Linked DNA regions of Homo sapiens: region 2 is linked to region 1. Evidence: chromatin loops called from intact Hi-C (ENCODE). Cell type or tissue: natural killer cell. All regions are shown on one strand.

Region 1 (8,000 bases):
CTCTTAGCACTGCTTTTGCTGTATTTCCTAAGTTGTATTGTGTTGTGTTTTTGTTTTCATTTGTCTCAAGGTATTTGCTAATTCATCTTGTTACTTCTTTTTTGAACCATTGGTTGTTTAAGAGCATGTTTAAAATTCCACGTATTTGAGGATTTTTCTAATTTTCTTTGTGCTTTTGATTTCTAGTTTTATTCCATTAAGATCAGAAAATAATTTTTTTTCTTATTTTTCCTGGATTTATTTTTTTCTTTTGTTTTTTATTATACTTTAAGTTCTGGGGTACCTGTGCAGAACGTGCAGTTTTGTTACATAGGTATACAAATGCCATGGTGGTTTGATGCACCCATCAATCTGTTACCTACATTAGATATTTCTCCTATTGCTATCCCTTCTCTAGCCCTCCACCCCCTGACAGGCCACTGTATGTGATGATCCCCTCCCTGTGTCCATGTGTTCTCATTGTTCAACTCGCACTTATCAGTAAGAACATGCGGTGTTTGATTTTCTGTTCTTGTGTTAGTTTACTGAGAATGATGGTTTCCAGCTTCATCTACGTCCCTACGAAGGACATGAATTCATCCTTTTTTATGGCTGCATGGTATTTGATGGTGTATATGTGACACATTTTCTTTATCCAGTCTGTCACTGATGGACATTTGGGTTGGTTCCAGGTCTTTGCTGTTGTGAATAGTGCCACAATAAACATACAGGTGCATGTGTCTTTATAGTGGAATGATTTATAATGCTTTGGGTATATACTCAGGAATGGGATTGCTGGGTCAAATGGTATTTCTAGTTCTAGATCCTTGAGGAATTGCCACACTGTCTTCCACAATGGTTGAACTAATTTACACTCCCACCAACAGTGTAAAAGCATTCCTATTTCTCCACATCCTCTCCAGCATCTGTTGTTTGCTGACTTTTTAATGATCACCATTCTAACTGGCGTTAAGATGGTATCTCATTGTGGTTTTGATTTGCATTTCTCTAATATCCAGTGATGATGAGCATTTTTTCATATGTTTGTTGGCTGCATAAATGTCTTCCTTTGAGAAGTGTCTGCTTATATTCTTTGCCCACTTTTTGATGGGATTATTTGTTTTTTTCTTGTAAATTTGTTTAAGTTCTTTGTAGATTCTGGATATTAGCCCTTTGTCAGATGGATATATTGCAAAGATTTTCTCCCGTTCTATAGGTTGCCTGTTCACTCTGATGATAGTTTCTTTTGCTGTGCAGAAGCTCTTTAGTTTAATTAGATCTCATTTGTCAATTTTGGCTTTTGTTGCCATTGCTTTTGGTGTTTTGGACATGAAGTCCTTGCCCATGCCTATGTCCTGAATGGTATTGCCTAGGTTTTCTTCTAGGGTTTTTATGGCTTTAGGTCTTACATTTAAGTCTTTCATCCACCTTGAGTTCATTTTTGTATAAGGTGTAAGGAAGGGACCCAGTTTCAGTTTTCTGCATACGGCTAGCCAGTTTTCCCAACATCATTTATTAAATAGGGGATCCTTTCCCCATTGCTTGTTTGTGTAAGGTTTGTCAAAGATCAGATGGTTGTAGATGTGTGGTGTTATTGCTGAGGCCTTTGTTCTGTTCTACTGGTCTATATATCTGTTTTAGTACCAGTACCATGCTGTTTTGGTTACTGTAGCCTTGTAGTATAGTTTGAAGTCAGGTAGCTTGATGCCTCCATCTTTGTTCTTTTTGCTGAGGATTGTCTTGGCTATGCGGACTCTTTTTTGCTTCCATATGAAGTTAAAAGTAGTTGCAGAAAAGACATTTTATATAATGTCAACTTTCTTGAATTTGTTAAGATATGTGGGCTATTTTGGAGAATGTTTTCTGTATACTTGAGAAGAATGTATATTCTGCTGTTATTGAGTGAAATATTCTGTATATGTCTTGTCAGGTCAATTGGTCTATAGTGTTATTTAATTCCTTTATTTCCTCATTGATCTTCTGTCTGGTTGTTCTATTCATTACTGAAAGAGGAGGTCCTGAAATCTCCTACTATTATGTTGCTGTCTATTTCTCTCTTTGATTCTGTCAAAATTCCTTTCACATGTTTGTGGCTTTGATTTGCTGCACAAATATTTATAATTGTTATATCTTCTTAGTGAATTGACCCTTTTATCATTATATAGTGTCTTTCACTGTCTTTTGTAATTGTTTTTGACTTAAAGTCTATTTTGTCTGATGTTAGTATGGCCACTCCTGCTCTCTTTTGGTTGCCACTGGTATGGAATATCTTTTTCCGTTCTTTCACTTCCAACCCTGTGTCGTCTTTAGATGTAAGTGGCTCTTATAGACAGCATATGGTTGGATCCTGTGACTTTTTTATCCATTCGATGACTGTCTTTTGATTGGGGAGTTTAGTCCAGTTACATTAAAGTAATTACTGATAGGGAAGGACTTACTATTGCCATTTTGTTCATTCTTTTCTGTATGTCTTGTAGCTTTTCTCTTCCTCCTTTCCTCTCTTACTGCCTCCTTTGTGTTTCATTAAATTTTTTTGTAATGGCATGCTTTGACTTACTTTTAATTTCATTTTCTGTATATTTTACAGATTTTTTGTAGCTACCATTGCAATTACATAAAACAAAAAAGTTATAGCATTTTATTAAATGTTATAAAATGCTTTTAAACTTAACAGCACACTATTTTATTTTATTTTTTTCTGACTACAAAGACAAAGAAAACAGCATACTATGTTAAACAGATAATAACCTAACTCCAATCACATACATGCTTTACAAAGCATACAATATGCTTTACAGTATGTGTATAAATATCTTTATACAACACTTAATAAAGTGCTAAATCACATACTATAAAATCGCCATTATTATTGATGCCACAGATATTTGTGTTGTATAAAGATATTTATGCAATAGATGTAGTTTTTAAAATATTTTCATCATTTAAATTCTGTGTACCAAATTAACAATAATATAAGTTATTATATTTATCCATGTCTTTACTCTTGCTTGAGAACCTTATATTTTCTTATGACTCTGTGTTGCTGTCTAAATCCTTTTGTTTCTACTTGAAAGACTCTAGTTAGTGTTTCTTGTAGAGAAGGTCTAGTGGTAATAAACTCCTTTAGGTTTTATTTATCTGGGAAAGCCTTTCATTTTCAAAGGACAATTTTGCCAGATGCAGTATTGTTGTTTGACAAGTTCCCTCTGGCCCCAGCACTTTGAATATGTCACCCTACTTCCTTTGGCCTGCAGAGTTTCTGCTGGGAAATCTGCTGATAATCTTATGAAAGCTCCTTTTGTATGTGATAAGTTGCCTTCCTCTTGCTGCTTTCAGGAGTCTCTCTTTGTCTTTGATTTTAGACAGTTTGGCTACAATGTATCTCAGTGCAGTTTTCTTTAGGTTTATCCCAAAGCTAGTTAGAGCTTTTTGAATTTATTTCTTTCTTCAAATTTGGAAAGTTTGGAGCCATTATTTCTTTAATAATTTCTCTGCTCCTTTCTCTCTCTCTCTCTCTCTCTCTCTCTCCTTGGATTTCTATAATGTATACGTTGGGCCCACTTGATTGTGTCCCTTATGTCACTTTTCTTCATTCTTTTTTCTTTTTGTTCCTTTGACTGGATGATTTCAAATGACCTGCCTTCAAATTCACTGATTTTTTTCTTCTATCTGATCAAGTCTACTGTTGAACCCCTTTAGTGAATTTTTTAGTCAGATATTTTTGGGGGTTTTTTTTTCAAATAACTGTCTTTTAAAGGAAGAATAAAAACTCGATTGGTTTTTTTTTATAGTTTCCATCTCTTTGTTGATTTTCTCCTTTTGCTCATGCATAGTTTTCCTGATTTCTTTTTAATTGTGTATATGTGTTCTCTTTTTCTAAAGCTCATTGGTCATCTTTATGACTGTTATTTTAAATTCTTTGTCAGGGAGTTCATAGATTTGCAGTTCTTTTGGATCAGTTTTGAGAGATTCATTTTGTTTTGTTGATTAGGTTGTGTTTTCTTTTTTCATTTTTATGCCTTATAATCTGTTGAAATTTGGGCATTTGAAAAATCAACCACATCTCCCAGTCTTTACATACTGGCTTCATGCAGGGAAGGCTTTCACCCATCAGCCCAGCTAGAGGTTCTAGGACCTCTCAAACCTTTTTTGATCTCTTGCTTCCCCTGCTGTCCACCTGTGGAACTGCAACTCTAATGTACAGCTTGCCTCTTTTCAAGCATCTTCCAACTCTATCATTGGTTCCTTTAGTGCTCCAAGTCAGGAGAGACAGAAGCCAGTTTCTCAGGCAGCCCCCAGACAATCCAGAATGTTAGAAACATGGTCTACTCTTTTATTTTTATTCTGAGGGAGGAACCTTAGTATGGAGGTTTTCCTCTTGGTTGCCCTGTGCTATGCTGTGTAGAGGGAGAGGCACTGATGGGCACACATGAAATGCATGGCACACATGCATTTTTCTATTTGCTGGAATCTCTTCTTGGTTTTACCTTGGCCTGCATGCTGTAGCTTCTCAACGGGTCTCTAGAGTTCTCACAAAGGTATTCTAGTCCATACATTGCTATTAGTTCCATGTCTCTGTGGCAGAAGGAGGGCCTGGAGCTTTCTAGTCCATCTTGCTGATGTCACGCCTGGATATTTTTTTCAGTTCTGCATTTTAGCTGCAATAGATTCTCCTTATGAAAACCGTTTCTTCTTTTGTTGTGGAAAAGATGTCTGAAGAAGTTCTCTGCTAGTCCCACCTACTCTAATAATAGATGGAGGAAGCATGGAGCTACTGAGCCTCGAAGGCTCCCTACCCAACCGTGTCCCTTTCTTCCTTGAGTCACTCATGCTACCTAAAATCACCACTATTATTTCCATACACAATATGAATGGGAGAAGAAACAATTAAATTATTAGAACTCATCACCAGCTAAGTAAGAGGTGAGGTATGTATTTTCTCTCTCTCCCTCTCAATTACTGTAGGTATTACTTACAAAATAAATCTGTTTTCCAGCTATATAGACTCTCATTAACAAAACACTTAACACATTATTTTCCTTGCCCTTCCCACTGGAAGACAGTACAGCCCTGCCTTTCTTCCATGCTCCTTTGAATCGGAACAGTTAATAGCATTTTTGGGGTTTCAGGTGTGTGAAATGGGCTGCCTTGAAACTCCTCCATAGACTCTTGCTTTAAATGAGTGGATTATGGTGGAGAGAGAGGGTCTAAAGTCTGCGTGTGAGCTTTTGATCTCACCTCAGAAGGGTTTTAAGCCAGGTCATTGGAGCAGGACCCAGAGAGGAGGCTAAGTATGTGGTCCCAGGAGGGATGGAGATCTGGGCCTCACCCACAGACCACCTGGTGGGGAGATGCTGGTGTGGAGATCTCTGGCAGCCTGGCACTGACCACAGAGGTCCAGGGATGCTCTCCCTGAGGGCACATGGTCAGCATCACCAGTTCTTTCTCTGATGAACTACAAGGGGCCAGAGGAGAGGCTTTTCAGCACTGAGCAGGATTGTTGAGTAACTGCCATTTTCTTGGGCCATCTGAGTTCCCTGTCCTGGCCACATAGGAGTGGAAAGGGAGTCACAAAAACATGACGGATATTCCACTTTCTCTCACCTTGGCAAGCTAATCATAATTTAACGTAGAAAAATTAATTATGTACTATTTATTACTCCTCAAGAACTGTGGGACAAAATACATGCTTTTATAAATGGAGCTATAAATTGACTTTTTACTTAGTACTGTACTAGGATTATCACTTTGTAACATTAAATATTCTTCTAGAACATGATTTTTAATGACTACATAGTATTTTATGGATGATCTGTCTTTTGAAGGAATAATTTGATTATGCCATTTAAGTGTGGGGTGGAGAAGAGAGCTTTCTGGCTCGAGGAAGGGAGCTACATGGGCATTAGCTCAGAGAACCCGTCAAAGGACTGTCCTCAGTGCCACGTGTGAGCCCAGGTTCATCTGGGTTCTTAGCTCAAGCTGTGTTTTATTATACCAGAGACTTTTTGACCACAACTTACATTGAAAAATACATTTCTATGGCTACCTAGTGATTTTTAAACTAAATTTGTTGAAATTTTGCCTGACAGTGCTAAGGGAAGAGGAGTGTAAAGTGAGTGCACGTGTTAAAGTTTATATTGCGTTTCCAGGGAGGGCCTCACAGAGATGGTGGATTTGAGTCAAGACCTGGTAGAAATTAAGGAGTGAGCCAGGCACCTGTTTAGGGGAGAGGCTTCCAGGCATGGGAGTAGAAAATGCAGAACTTCTGCAAGGGGAGCATGCCTCGGAGGTTTGAGGAACAGGGAGAAAGTCAGCGTGGCCAGAGATGGTAGCATAGAATGAGAGCAGTGGACAATAAGGTCAGAGTCAGGAGCAGGTTGTATAGGGCCTTGCAGGCTACTGCAAAGATACTGGCTTTAACTCTGAATGACATGGGAGTTAGTAGAGGGTTTTATTTATTTATTTTGAGATGGAGTCTCGCTCTGTCACCCAGGCTGGAGTGCAGTGGTGCAATCTTGGCTCACCGCAACCTCCGCCTCCCAGGGTCAAGTGATTCTCCTGCCTCAGCCTCCTGAGTAGCTGGGATTACAGGCCTGTGCCACCACGCTGGCTAATTTTTTTGAATTTTTAGTAGAGACGGGGTTTCACCATGTTGGCCAGGCTGGTCTTGAACTCCTGACCTCGTGATCCGCATGCCTTGGCCTCCCAAAGTACTGGGATTACAGGCGTGAGCCACCACACCTGGCCTTAGTAGAGGGTTTTAATCAAAGGAATGAGATGTTTTAACCATTATGTTGAGAATATAGTATAGAAGGGAATGTGGGTAGTGGGTGAGGATGCAAGTAGGGAGAGCAGTTAGGAGCCTAGTTCTATAATACAGTGGAGACAGAAGGCAGCTTGGACCATCATGGGAACAATGGAAGGGATGAGAGGAGGTGCTTCAAAGAGGAGAGAGTGAACCACCATCTTCAGTACTGCTGATCAGCCAGGCAAGATGAGGGCTGAGAATTCACCATTGAATTTTGAATTTAGAAATGTAGACATCATTGCTGACTTTGACGATAGCAATTTTGCTGGAATAATGGGCTTGAAACCCTAAGGGAAAGACAGTTAAGACAGAATGGAAGGAGAGAAATGAGAAAATGTCGTACCACTTTCAGGGAATTTGCTTCAAAACGAAGGAAAGAATTGAAGCAGTAACTAGGGGGATTAGTGGGATCAGGAAAGGTTTTGTTTTGTTTTAAAGTGAAATGATTGTTGGCCAGGTGTGGTGGCTCATGCCTGTAATCCTAGCACTTTGGGAGGCCAAGGCAGATGGATCACCTGTCAGGAGTTTGAGACCAGCCTGGCCAACATGGAGAAACCCTGTCTTTACTAAAAATACAAAAACTAGCTGGGTGTGGTGGCACACACCTGCAGTCCCAGCTACTTGGGAGGCTGAGGCAGGAGAATCACTTGAATGCGGGAGACAGAGGTTGCAGTGAGCCGAGATCACGTCACTGCACTCCAGCCTGGGCGACAGAGCGAGACTCCATCTCAAAAAAAAAAAAAAGATTGCATGTTTCTGTGTATAACAATGGGAAGATTCAGTAGAGAGAGAGAAATAGATGATACAGGAGATTATATATTAAGGAAAAAATTTTCCTGAAACATTACCTTTGGCCATGCCATGCTATGCGTTCTGATGCTTTCAATCCTTTTTCAGTCTCTTCCATTCTATTGCATTCTATGCTGGTCATGCCATACTACACTGATTTCACAACTCGAGATTTGAAAAAAGCACTGTACCCGTCTTGCTGCTTAATTTAAGTTCCCTCCTCTTCCTTAGAATAGTCTTTCTTACCATGGAGGAAGCCTTTGCCCAGAAAAGTCAGGGCAGGATGCTTTACAGACACTTGGGAAACTCAAGAATAGTTTCTTTTACAGCCTGACTGTGCTGACAGCCTGAAGCTCAGGAGCTGTCCAATTTGATTGTTTAAATAGGACTTTTCAGCTAACACTGCCTCCACTGACTCCATTTG
Region 2 (8,000 bases), 1.4 Mb before region 1:
AACTTCAATCTTACTAGCTATAGTTCTCTAGGCTTCAATTTCTTCACCTCTAAAGATGAGAATGAGGGTAGAAACTAGCTCCTGAAGAGGTGATGAGGACTAAATGAGATGATACATGTAAAGTGCTCAGCACAGAGCCTTCACACAATGATCATTCAACAAATTAGTAGCAAAAGAGAGATCTCGTGTGTAAATACTTTTAAATATTGAAGTTTTATATATTCAGACAAATACAGTGAGTTGAGTGCAATTAGAATAATTTTGATTCTAAATAAGCTGCTAAGAGTCTTCATTTTCATGAACATAAAAATTAGGGTTCAAGTCTGGGCAACATAGCGAGACTCTGCCTCTACAAAAATAAAAATAAGCCCAGCGTAGTGGGGCAAATTGGCAGACCCAGCTACTCAAGAGGCTGAGGCAAGAGGATCACTTTACCTCAGGAGGTCAAAGCTGCAGTGAACTAGGATCACACCACGCACTACAGTCTGGGTGACAGAGCAAGACTCTGTCTCTAAAATAAAAATAAAACAAAAAAAAATTGGTGTTCATTAGTGACAACTGTGTAACTTAGCAACAGACTCCACTTGCTATGTTATCAATCCCTCCTCTGGTATAGTGGTGGATTTTCACTCACCACTTGTCAAAATGATCAAACATCGTGACTTCTTAGAATCTATTTTAACAAGGGGAGGGGATTTTATCAGGATTTGCTGGACATTTCAGGGAAAGCCCCCTTTGTGTGAGTCTTGGTAAGAGGCTTCCTCTGCCAAAGAAGGACCACTTTCTCCTTCCCTGCCATTGGGTGGCATGTGAGCTAGGCTAGTCCAATCACAGGTTTCGTCCAGGCCTTGCTTCTGGAGAGGGTGATAAAAAGTGTGAATTCACGGCATCTCTGAAAGTCTACTGGGGTGGGGCTGGGAGCGCACACAGCTTTGGAGATGGCAGTAAAAGATTCCCTGGCCCGACTCCAGGCCCCTGCCATCCAGACCCCTTGTGCCTGCCCATTCAGAACTGCTTCACCATCCCTTTTGTTGATGTAAAGAAGACATTTTTCACCTGCTTAAATTGACCATATTTGGCTTATCTTGCATTCAACCAAGAACCCAAGGGACACAACAAGTTTCACTATATTTTATTGCTCTAACTTAGGTCTAAATCTTTCTCTGGTGGTTTGAGAACTCCACAAGATTCTGAATTTCTGTTTCTATGAAAGGCTGTTTGAGGAAAATAAGTTCATAACAGCCTGGGAATGGGAAGCCATAAAGAGGAGATGCTCTAGAAACATTACTCTGCTACCCTGACTTTGAAAGTCTTAGATTTGCAGGGTTATACAGAGATTTTTCTAGTTTACTTTTTGTTCTTATTTATCACTTTAGTAACTTGAGTGCAAGAGTGTAGAATGAAGTTGTAACATATATCTCAGGGGTTAAAGAGCTGTTCCATTTTCAGATATCCTATCCTAAAAGAACCCATATATGTGTCAATGTTTTTGGTTCAGAAAATACAGGCAGAGTATAAAGCCATCCAAGAACATCCACAGGTGATAATACGTCATGGGCAATGTGAGCTTCATGAGTATCACGAATAATTACTTGACTAGAGCCATACTGAGCACTGCCCAGAGACTGATACAAATGCTAGATTCAGCACTCAGTTTTTTATATATGTATATGTGATTATTTTATATATAATTATACACACACACATACACACACATACATGTATATATTGAGAGCCAACATTTTTTCAGTATGTATTGTGTGTAAGGCACTGTTCTATGTACTATACATGGACTCATCGCATTTTCTCCTCCTTACGTTCCAAGAAGGTAAGCAATATTATAATTTTATCCTATTTTACAAATGAGGAAACCAAATCTTAAAGAAGTTAGTAACTTGCCCAGATCACCACACAGCCAATCCATATGTGATAGAGGATTTATTTCAAGAACCTGCACTTTTAACCAATGACCACTTTCTCCTGCCTTTCACCTGACTCTCTCTGTCTCTCTCTTCCTCCTCCACCTCCTCTTCCTCCCCTATCCCCACAGCCAGCCCTGCTACAGGGCCAAGGACTCTGAGGAAAACATAACACTGCCATGAGGGTAACCCCTGAAGGCCATGGAGCGCCTGCCCCAGCCTAATGGAGTGAAAATCAGAAAAACTATGATTCCTGGGCCCCTGTGGCCTAGTGGATTCTTCACTCCATGCAGGAAGCAATGGCCCCCTAGTTTGGGGGGTACCTTTGAAGGAGACTCAGGGAATAGCAGCACCCAGAGATACCTTAAACTCATGTGTATTCTCCGCATCCTCGTGTGCCAGAGGCTTAATCAGGACCCTCCAGAGAAAACAGTCTTAACTGAAATCCTAAGTGTCATCTCCCCTCAGCCTGGGCCAGATTCTGTGTTCCAGCTAAGCTTCCACTGGTTTGGCTCTCTGCCTCTATGCAATGACCACTCACATGTGTCCCCTGAAAGCAATTGGATTTATAGAAATGATGCTCTGGAAGCCAAGAGGTGCCAGTAAACAAAACTAATGATAGCAGCAACAACAACAGTTATAGCAACAATAATAACAACCAATAACTTATCAGACAAATTTCACAGATTATGTCATCCAGTCTTCCGAATAACCCATTATTCTAATGGAATTCTCATTTTACGTGTGAGGAAACTGAGGTTCAGCAAGGTTCCACAGTTTGCCCATAATCTCACAGCTAGTAAATTGCAGAGCTGCCATTTAAATCTGACTTGACTGGCTCCAAGTACCTTCTTTCACCACTAATGCCACCATTAACTAGGCATAGGCCAGGGCCGTTTCGCTTTAATCACTTAAGGTCTCCATTTCTCATCTGTAAACTGGAGAAGCTGAATGAAATTTGTTCTCATATTTCTCTATCTCTAAAATTCCATGATATCATCTAAAGTTGGGGAGGAGCGAGTGGGAAAGGGAGGGTAGCAGACTTCAAGGATGATATTGTGTCATTTCAGAACACGGTCACCAGGTGACAGCATTGCACTTCATTTTGATATTGTTTCCAAGGACCGATTTTGCCATGCTGTAACTCCACCCATGTGCTTGTTACAAAAATAAGTTTCTTTCTCCTAGAGGCTTTTAGCTTAGCACTCAATTACCCAAAACACAGATCTTACATATCTTGGGACAAAGCCATACATCCTTGCACTCTTCTCCCAATTATTTTAAAATAATTTGATTATTCAAATTAAAAATATATATGTTGAAAATGGCCATTCTGGGGAAAAAAAGTCAGAACCTCTTTGACTGGCCCACACTTATTTTATCATTTAATAATCATCCTAAATTGCATGCCTTGGAGTTGGGTGTAGAAATGCATTGACTGCTTATGGCCTCTAGAGGCTCCAGTCCGGCTGTGCTGCTGAGGTCAATCAAAGGATTGATAAACGTGTGCATTTGCATCTTTTCTGATCTTCATGATTAGTCATTTTAGAAACATACCACTTTTCTAATAAAAATTGTTGGCTTATTACCTCCAGTTGGGAGTGTTCTCAGCTTGATACAGACACAATGGTGAAAGCAACTTTTACTCTGACTAGAAAGAGCCTACACTTTCTACCCACTAGAAAACTTTTCTGAACACAGAGAAGTGATCAATTATTTATTCAAACACCAGACTTATTCTTCTGTTTTCAATAAGTCTAGAACCTAACACCCCTAGATCTGGGCAATTACCACATCAGAAACAAGGATTTCAGGGACCCTGTCACTTGGGTTTGTCATTAACCCGCAGCCAGTAGCACCGAACCCCAAGATTCGCTGAGTTTCTGCAGCGCCCACCTGATTCCCGCTAAGGTTAACAGGCGCTACCATGCACAGTGACCCAGGAGAAATTGGACGCAAGATTAATGCTGCATAAAAAGTCCCACTGTGAATGTCTTCCCTCAGCTGCAAGATTTCTGTAATTAGAAGGGAAATAAAACCTCAGAGGCATTTTCTCTCACTGTAAAATGTTAATTGACAATGCACCAAAGACAAAGAACACACCTCTAATAACACAAGGAGTGTTATTAAACACAGAAATTTTTACTCTATCTATAAAAAGCCATGAAAACTCTGGAAGCCCTGAGGAAAAGGAATATAATACATCCAAAAAAAATGGATAAAATGTGGCCGAGCACAGAGACTCAGGCCTGTAATCCTGGCACTTTGGGAGGCTGAGGCGGGCGGACCACGAGGTCAGGAGATCGAGACCATCCTGGCCAACACGGTGAAACCCCGTCTCTACTAAAAATACAAAAAATTAGCCTGGCGTGGTGGTGGGTGCCTGCAGTCCCAGCTACTGGGGAGGCTGAGGCAGGAGCATAGCTTGAACCTGGGAGGCAGAGATTGCAGTGAGCTGAGATTGTGCCACTGCACTCCAGCCTGGGTGAAAGAGTGATACTTAGTCTTAATATAAAATAAAATAAAATTAAATTAAAATAAAATAAAATAAAATAAAATGTATAGGGAAGCTATTTAAAAAAGAAATGGTCATAAAAACAAAAATGACAGTGGCAACTTACTCCTAACATCCCTGAGGTCCCCTTTTGGATCCCAAATATGCACACTCACACTAGAAAAATTCATGTATTTATTTGCCACGAGGAATGAAGGACACCTGACTTTTGCATTTCAAAATTTTCTCCAAGCTCCTCTTCACAGGATTGAGAAAGGTGGAAGACAAATGAAATCTCAAATCTCCATGACCTCCACAGACCCCCTTGATTGTGTCTTCAACTTGACTGCACCTGCAGGATGTATTTTGATGATTCTAGCATAACCATGCTTAATTTATTGTTACCTCTTTTCCTGGTTTAAAGATTACCCAGCTGTTATGTTATTACCTCATTGTCTAGTTTTCAAAATAAATACCAATTGTTGCTCTCCTCTTCTTTGCGAGAAAATATTATATACCCACCACCTTGACAGAACAGTCATTTCAAGTCAACACCATTTGTTTCAGAAAACTTGAACTCTGACAACCTTAACCGAAGAGTGTACACTGCATCTATAAAGTAGGTGATTCAGGCACATAAAACAATTCCTAGAGAATTGCCTGCAACCTCGACAGGCACTGCCTAGTATAAATTGTTGGTAATGTTTAATTCCACCTGATATACTAGGGTTTACTAATTCAGAACTCTGGATCATTCAAACTAGGTAAAGTTTTCATTCATTCATTCATCAGATTTTTATTCAGTATCCATTACTTGCCTGGCACTCTGCTGGGGATTAAGAAAAAGTAGGGAGAAAAGAAGATCCAGTGTCCACTCTCAGGGAGGGTAGAGGCTACTGCAAGTCTATGAAGGAAACCTACAGGGTGCTGTCTGAGCCTGGCTCCACAGAAAAGAAGAGAGGTGGAAAGATGAGTATTTAGGAATTTGAATTGACAGGATGTGGCAATTGCAGTTAATTTAAACAATGTGTCAAGGACAAGTTCTGAGTTTCAGTTTAAGTTTACCTAATTAAATTGATACCATTTTAGAGATGGTGACAAAGTGGTTTTTAAATCTACTGATAACCATAGAATTATTGTAGATAATTTACCCTTAACTTCAGAGTACTGATTGCATCCAGGTAAATAATATTTCTGAAGTTTAGAAGTCTTAATTTCAAAATAACACAAAATTTTTAAAAAATGTAGCCCATAGTGCAATGCTACAAAAAAAAATGAGATATAAAATATAGTAAGGATGAAATAAAATTTAGAGTCTTTTGATTAGCACAAATCAATTGGGAGATATATTATCTGTAATCAATTCATATCAGTTAAAACTACTTAGTTTTATTTGAAAATGAAACCAAATAATATAATATTCCAGATATTTGATACCATAAACACAATGAATACCTTTAACATAATTTGGCATAAAAATCAAAAATTGCTGGCCAGGCACAGTGCTCACGCCTGTAATCCCAACACTTTGAGAGGCCGAGGTGGGCAGATAAACTGAGGTCCAGAGTTCAAGACCAGCCTGGCCAACATGGCGAAGGTGGTGGCACGCGTCTGTAATCCCCACTACTTAGGAGGCTGAGGCAGGAGAATCGGTTGAACCTGGGAGGCAGAGGTTGCAGTGAGCTGAGATCATGCCACTGCACCCCAGCCAGGGCAACAGAGAGAGACTCTGTCTCAAAAAAAAAAAATGCATTACATATCCATTTCCTTTTAAAATGGTAAAGAGAACTGTAAAGTATGTATGGAAATTTGTTTTCCTGGAAATCTTTATTGACCTGTGGATAGGAGTACGACAAAACCCACTCACCATCAGAAAGGATCTTTGGAAAGATCCATCAACATCCTCTGCTGTCTCTAGCTACATCTTCCTTTACAAATTGTGCTTGTCTATACTTCTGAAATATCTCTTGCTCTGGAGTGAATGACCTTTGTTCCATGTAGTTTATCAGATTTTCATAATATCAAACAGCTTCTGACAGAGTCATTTTTCATATGTCTATTTCAAACCCCACCACGCTATCTGGATCATGTAGCTTGGGCCACTAGGACACATCCCCCGTTTCCCCAGCCTGGCTTATTACATTATTGTCATGCCCTAAAGGAGACTGTCATTTTGTTATTGTGGCAACATGATTACAAAATGGATGAACATGGTAGCGAAATTCTTTCATAACTATCCCAAGTGTTTGGATGCCTCGGGTATTTGTACTCTGAAATAAACAAACATCTACTGTATACCAGCACCTACTTTATTGAGAACCTACGTGAACTCGGCACTGAGAAATGGTTCCTGTCCTGAAGAGCTAATGATATGTCTGGAAAGCCAAGACTAATGCATATAAAACAGCAGTAAACATTCCGGCTCTGCTAAATGAAGCAGCAGCCCCTTTAAGTTACATAGGCTTTCAGGGAAACACCCTGGGATCCTGTCACAGGTACTTTGATAAGGGCTAGTTGTGAATAAAAGGGCAGAAAAATCCGTCAAGACTAAAATAAGTGGAAAAAAAACTAGTTCTAGTACTCTCTCCCCAAATCTAAAGAAATCCAAGCCACTAAAGAATTGTTAAAATAGGCTGGGGGCAGTGGCTCATGCTTGTAATTCCAGCACTTTGGGAGGCTAAGACAGTAGGATCACTTGAGCCCAAGAGTTCGAGACCAGCCTGGGGAAAATAGCATGACAGCATCTCTACAAAAAAATATATAAAAAAAATAAATAAATAATAAAAATAAAAAACAAAATAGCCAGGCATCGTGGCACGTACTTGTAGCCCCAGCTACTGAGTAAGCTGAATTGGGAGGATCCCTTGAGCCCAAGAGGTGAAGGCTGCAGTGAGCCGTGTTTATGCCACTTCACTCCAGCCTGTCCAAAGGGTGAGGCTCTGTCTCTGAAAATAGTAAAAGAATTGTTAAAAGTGCCCATTTTTAAAAAAGAATTAGGGTGATTATGATGTGTTCATGTAAGCTCTTCAGTGATAACAAGTGCACCACTCTGCTAGGGGATGTTAATGATGACAGAGGCTGGGGGAGGGGCAGGAGGCATATGAGAAATCTCTGTACCTTCTGCCCATTTTCCTGTGACCCTAATACTACTCTACAACAATAAAGTTTTTTTTTTTTTTTTTTTTTGTTTTTTTTTTTTTTTGTTTTTGTTTTTTGAGACGGAGTCTCGCTCTGTCGCCCAGGCCGGACTGCGGACTGCAGTGGCGCAATCTCGGCTCACTGCAAGCTCCGCCTCCCAGGTTCACGCCATTCTCCTGCCTCAGCCTCCCGAGTAGCTGGGACTACAGGCGCCCGCCACCGCGCCCGGCTAATTTTTTGTATTTTTAGTAGAGACGGGGTTTCACCTTGTTAGCCAGGATGGTCTCGATCTCCTGACCTCATGATCCACCCACCTCGGCCTCCCAAAGTGCTGGGATTACAGGCGTGAGCCACCGCGCCCGGCCTAAAGTTTTTTTTTAATATTCCTTTCAAAGTTGTTTCTCTCCAGGCCCTGGTCCCTCGGACAGTTTGGATTGCTCTGTGCTGCT

What was found. Hi-C counts contacts between places; a loop is a spot of excess contacts. Peaks named below come from ENCODE experiments on the same cell type or tissue, not always from the same donor. Only the 100,000 strongest peaks of a DNase experiment are listed, where the experiment ranks them.
Region 2: it touches region 1 in a loop (38-fold over the local background); 4 of 110 quality-filtered maps call a loop at or near these places.

What each region holds. Positions count from the first base shown.
Region 1 is chr18:6,517,858-6,525,857 of GRCh38, forward strand. The region is part of intron 2 of LINC01387 (long intergenic non-protein coding RNA 1387); the gene reads left to right. Among named protein-coding and RNA genes, the nearest start is that of LINC01387, 10 kb to the left of the region's middle. In natural killer cell, a CTCF peak has its summit at 4,160; no DNase peak of the experiment used is centred here.
Region 2 is chr18:5,070,449-5,078,448 of GRCh38, forward strand. No RefSeq gene overlaps it. Among named protein-coding and RNA genes, the nearest start is that of LINC01892, 6.7 kb to the right of the region's middle. In natural killer cell, no CTCF peak of the experiment used is centred here; a DNase peak (open chromatin) is centred at 3,013.